Regions from separate parts of the Homo sapiens genome. Here region 1 is linked to region 2. Evidence: chromatin contacts called from ENCODE Hi-C data. All regions are on one chromosome and are shown on one strand. The core of a region is the stretch at or near the end of the contact, and the rest is flanking DNA. Distances in the headings are between cores, read along the strand shown.

The links. A loop is a pair of places that touch in the nucleus more often than their neighbours do. Pooled maps may share reads with other maps.
Region 1: a loop to region 2 is called in a pooled map of heart right ventricle, with 1.9 times the contacts of the local background. The contact joins two enhancer-like sites. A Hi-C loop is called at or near these places in 1 of 37 single-sample maps with no recorded cell type and 1 of 50 pooled maps.

The regions. Positions count from the first base shown.
Region 1 is chr18:79,932,888-79,935,855 of GRCh38, reverse strand. SLC66A2 (solute carrier family 66 member 2) reads left to right here. Exons shown (of 6, transcript NM_025078.5): 4 at 1,834-1,887. Among named protein-coding and RNA genes, the nearest start is that of SLC66A2, 17 kb to the left of the region's middle. Within about 2 kb of position 1,480, at least 9 of the 41 ENCODE cell types and tissues checked have a DNase peak (open chromatin) inside an H3K27ac peak, as active enhancers do.
Region 2 is chr18:79,519,195-79,522,100 of GRCh38, reverse strand. All of the region lies in intron 9 of NFATC1 (nuclear factor of activated T cells 1), which reads right to left. It overlaps LOC102723506 (a long non-coding RNA gene), which reads left to right. Exons shown (of 3, transcript XR_935689.3): 3 at 1,676-2,780. Among named protein-coding and RNA genes, the nearest start is that of NFATC1, 120 kb to the right of the region's middle. Within about 2 kb of position 1,645, at least 3 of the 41 ENCODE cell types and tissues checked have a DNase peak (open chromatin) inside an H3K27ac peak, as active enhancers do.

The sequences.
Region 1 (2,968 bases), core at 231-2,730, 410 kb before region 2:
CTAGGGCTGCAGCCCTTGAAGCTCATTCTCTTGCTTTTTCTCTCTCTCTCTCTCTCCCTCACTCGCTCTTTGGCATGGCTGGTGCTAGCCATCTATCTGCTGGGACCTCCACCCAGGCTCTGCTGGGACACCCACCAAGGCCTCCTCATGAGACCTGGGCTTCCTCACAACATGGCGGCCAGGTCCCAAGGGGGAGCTACCTGAGAAAGCAGGTGGAAGCTGTATCTTTTTTATGACCTAAGTCTTGGAAATCACAGCATTGCTTCTGTGGACTGGAGTGGTCACAAGCCCACCCATGATCAAGGGGAGAAGACACTGACACCACCTCCTGATGCCGAGTGTGGAGGAAAAGGAAAATGTTGCTGGGCCCTTTTTGGATCCTGAGTGCCTGGTCTGGAGGACGTGTTCAGCACAGATCTGTGGAAGTGTGTGACTGTTGAAAATGTTCCTGGCAGCTCTCTCAGCATCAGAACTCTGCATTCCATCCTACACAAACGTGGATCTGATCACACTGCTTTCCAGGCAAGGAGCCTCAGGTAGCTTGAGGCTGTGCCTAGGACACAGCCTGGTGTGGGATGTGACTCTGCAGCCTGAACCATGTCTTCTTCCCCAGCCTGCCGGCTGGCTGCCTCCCACCATTGCCTGTTCACAGTCACACCTGGATGTGAGAAGGGAAACAGTGTGGACTGAGCAGTCCTGCCTTGGGTGGTCCCTCCCTCCCACCCCTTGAGGATCTTGGTCTTTAGAAGAGGCGCCCGTGGAGAGGGATGTTGTCTAAATCAAAGCAACAGAGAGGACGAGCTGAGGGACCCATAGAATCCAAGAGGCAGTGCTGGGGGAGGCTGAGGGAGGAGAGAAGACTGCACTTTGTATGCTGCATTGGTTTATAAAACCCTCAAATTTGGTAGAGATATTGCAGTTCCTGCCTTGTGAGTGGAACAACACCCTAAGTCCAAGTAGCAGAGGGCAGAGGTCAGAGGTCACCTCGTATTTGCTTTTAGCTGTTCACTTGCAAAATTTCCATTTTAAGTCTACATTGCCTGGGGCAGGCAAACACAACCTTTGATCCTACTTCTGCTTTCTGATCCCAGGACTTATTTGAGTCTCTTGTTTATCAACTGTCTTCAATCCCAAACCCCATGGGGCTTCCCAGGAGCCACCTAGAGGCCACACTGTTTTCCAGGACCTTGGCTGCTGTCTTGTCCTGGGGCTGCGCAGATAGGAAGGTTGACTTATAACCTGTCATTGCCAGTGCTGGGCCCTGGAGGGTGCTGGGTCCCTGTCACATTGTCCCTGTGTCTGTGTCTGTGCAGAGGTGCTTGTCAAGTGCATGTGCGGAACCAGCTGTCCTTTTACAGCAGAGTGTACTCTGAAAACAGCTTTATCAGGCAGCCTTCTGAAGAGTTTTGACCTGGGGCAGCTATATTGCAGCCGCAGCTTGCATACAGATGAGTTTCTAGGAAAAGGGAAGCAGGATCTGCCTGGCTGCTTTCCATCAGCACAGCACGCTTGTGACGGGCTCCCATGCTGCCTTTCTCCCGAGAGATTAAATGGAAATGTGGTAACTTTCAATTTTTGGCTCAATTTTTCTCCCATTCTCCCCATTCACTTTTTTATGATATTGGAAGAGGTTAGGTTTGCAGAAAAATAGTTCAGAAAGTGGGTTTTCTAATGCACAAAAACCAAAATCTTGTGATCTTTCTATTCTGGTTTGTTTTTTTTTTTTTAAAGAAATGCAAAAAGTTCTGGGAACACAGCTGTTTACCCATGTTAAAACCAGTATGTTTCTGTCTTTTTCCCCTTTCTGTTTCTGTCTCCCTTTTTAACGTGTAGCTGCAGATAGCAAGGATGAAGAAGTCAAGGTTGCCCCCAGGCGGTCCTTCCTGGGTATGTACCCTGCGCGTGCACTGTCCGCAGCACGTTCCTTTTGCTTCATTCCTGCAGCTGTACTTCCTCCTGTTGTTGCTTCCATCTGTGCATGTGCGTGCGTCATCTTTACCAAGCGTGGCCGAGTCTACAGCAAACTAATCAACTCCTAGCTCTGCTGTTTTCAAGCATGAAGTAGTTACTAGAAGCCTGTCCATGCTCTTCTGTGTGTGGGGAGATGGGGGCGGGAAGGGGAAGCAGGAGGGAGACAGGAAGGGAGGAGAAAAATTTAGATGACAAATTTTGGACTTTGTTAAATTTATTCCAAAGTATTTTATCCTTTTTGATGCTATTGTAAATGGAATTGTTTTCTTAATTTCAGTTCTGCTGCTTCATTGCTACTTTATAGAAATGTAATTGATCATTGCATGTTGATCTTGTATCATGCAATTCTGCTGAACTGGTTTGTTCTAAGAGTTGTTTAGTAGATTCTCTATATATGATTCTGTCATTTGCAAATATAGTTTTAATTCTTCCTTACCAATGTAGTTGCTTTTATTTCTTTTTATTGCTTATCCTGGTTATAGGCGGTGAGAGTGGATGCACCTATCTTATTCTTCATTTTAGTGAGAAAGCATTCCATCTTTCATCACTAAGTAGATGTTAGTTAATGGATTTTCCATAGTTGCCCTTCATTAGGTTAAGGCAGTTCCCTTTTATTCGAGTTTGTTGGGTGTTTTTATAATAAAAGAGTTTGCCAAATGCTTTTCGTGTCTGTTGAGATGATCATGTGGGTTTTATTTTTTATTCTACTATGATGATGTACTACATTGATTGATTTTTGTGTGTTGAACCAACCTTGCATTCTTGGGATAAATCCATGTGGTCATGGTGTCTAACACTTTTTATCTGTTGCTGGATTTTATTTGCTAGTATTGTATTGGGGATTTTTTGTATCTGTATTCGTAAGACATGATGGTCTGTAGTTTTCTTGTGATGACTTTGTCTAGATTTAGTATTAGGATAATACTGGCCTTATAGAATAAGTTGGGAAATGTTCCCCTCCTTTTCTATCTTTTTAGAGTTTGCAAAGGGTTGACAC
Region 2 (2,906 bases), core at 396-2,895:
TCAGCAGACGGCCCCCCCCAACAGACACACACATCAGTGGACGCCCCCTCCCCACACACAAAACACACACATCAGCAGACGCCCCCCCACACATGCACAGACACACATATCAGCAGATGCCCCCTCCCCACACACAGCAGACAACCTCCCACACACAAAACACACACATCAGCAGACGCCCCCACACACACAGACATACACATCAGTGGATGCCCCCCCCACACACACAGACACACACATCAGCAGACGCCCCCCCCCCCACACACACAGACACACACATCAGGGGATGCCCCCCCCCACACACATACACATCAGTGGATGCTCCCCACACACACACAGACACACACATCTGTGGATGCACCCCACACACACACAGACACACACATCAGTGGATGCTCCCCACACACACACACACACATCAGCAGACGCCCCCCCCCCCACACACACAGACACACACATCAGCGGATGCCCCCCCCCCCACACACACAGACATACACATCAGCGGATGCTCCCCCCACACACACAGACACACACATCAGTGGATGCCCCCCCACACACACATACACATCAGTGGATGCTCCCCACACACACACAGACACACACATCAGTGGATGCCCCCCACACACACACATACACATCAGTGGATGCTCCCCACACACACACAGACACACACATCAGTGGATGCCCCCCACACACACACAGACACACACATCAGTGGATGCTCCCCACACACACACACATCAGTGGATGCTCCCCCCCTACACACACACACACAGACACACACATCAGGAGACGCCCCCCCCCACACACACAGACACACACATCAGCGGATGCCCCCACACACACATGGACACACATCAGTGGATGCTCCACCCCCCACACACAGACACACATATCAGCTGATGCCCCCACACACACATGGACACACATCAGTGGATGCTCCCCCCCTACACACACACACAGACACACACATCAGCAGACGCCCCCCACACACACACAGACACACACATCAGCGGATGCCCCCACACACACATGGACACACATCAGTGGATGCTCCCACCCCCATACACAGACACACATATCAGTGGATGCCCCCCCCCACACACACAGACACACACATCAGCGGATGCCCCCCCACACACAGACACACACATCAGTGGATGCTCCCTCCCACACACACACCAGTGGATGCTCCCCTCCTACACACACACAGACACACACACCAGTGGATGCCCCCCCCACACATACACAGACACACACATCAGTGGATGCCCCCCCCCACACACAGACACACACATCAGTGGATGCCCCCCCACACACACACACATCAGTGGATGCTCCCCTCCTACACACACAGACACACACATCAGTGGATGCCCCCCCCCCACACACACATATCAGTGGATGCCCCCCAACCACACACAGACACACACATCAGTGGATGCCCCCCCCGACACACAGACACACACATCAGTGGATGCCCCCCCCACACACACACAGACACACACATCAGCGGATGCCCCCACACACACGGACACACATTAGTGGTGGATGCACCCTCCCCCCCCCACACACAGAGTCTTCTGCTGCTTGGCTATACTTATTTTTCAGTCATTTCTCCGGTACTAGCTTAAATGTGCCTTAAACTTTTTTTATGTGGGGGTGGGGGAGGCAGGTGGCCAGAGGCGCCAGCGGAGCAGGATGTCGGAGCTGCCACTCGCCTTCCACTGTGCTGTGAGAGCCACCGGGACACGTCAGCATCTCCCCTGTTCTGAAATCAACACCGAGACACACCGAGTCCCTCCGGAGGCATCTGCAGAGGCAGCAACGCCACGCGAGGGCTGCCGACTCTCCAGCTCCAACATTTCGTCCGGACCTCCCGGCAGCGCAGCGGGGGATCCCCTCCCGTGAGGGGCCCGGAGGGGCTTCGAGAAGGCTGTCGCCTGATGGGCTCCGTCAAGTTTCCCCCTGCAGACCCTCATTCTACCAGTTTTGATTCCATTTTAAATCTGACTTCCAAGTGGCACCCCTGCCGACGGTCAAAACGCCCCCTCTCCTGGTGTGTGCCCTCCATCCCCGCTTCCTGGGGGCAGCCGGTTTCTTGCTGTCTGGACAACAGAGCTCTGCCAATGCCACTTATCTCGCCCGTCCAGGACTTTATCACCAACTGTCCTACTTCCGACTCCAGCAAAGGAGCGACAGCGAGCACGTCTGTGCTTGGCTGTGACTAACAGGGCCTCTGAATAAAGTGAAAATAATCCCACTTTAAGCTGCAAGAGGAAAGACCCACAGAAGGAAAGTCCTTCACGGACGGAGACCCAGGATCCTGAAATGCAGTGCGTCCCTTCAACGTTCTGAGAATAAAAATTTAAACATGCAAGCCCCGGGAGGAAAAGCAATTCCTAAAACATGGCAGAAACAACATAAAAAAAATCTTGCTGTTGTTTTAAAAACTGACCTAAGACCAGGCATGGTGGCTCACACCTGTAATCCCAGCACTTTGGGAAGCCAAGGCGGGAGGATCACTTGAGGCCAAAAGTTCAAGACCAGCCTGGGCAATGTAGTGAGACCACCCCCCATCTCTACAAACAAATGTAAAAATTAGCCAGACATGGTGGTGTGCACCTGTGGTCCCAGCTACTTGGGAGGCTGAGGTGGGAGGATGGCTTGAGCCCAGGAGGTTGAGGCTGCAGTGAGCTGAGATTGTACCACTGCATTCCAGCCTGGGTGACAGAGCAAGACCCTGTCTCAGGAAAAAAAATAAAAAAATAAAAAATAAATAGCCTGATCTCCTGTTTTCCAGGAAAGCCCGAGCCTTGTAAGGGTTTTTCAGATGGTAGTGAAACAACTTGGAAGTCAGCAATTCCTAAGGATTTTCCAAATCTTCTCAGACTAAAATTCTCCCA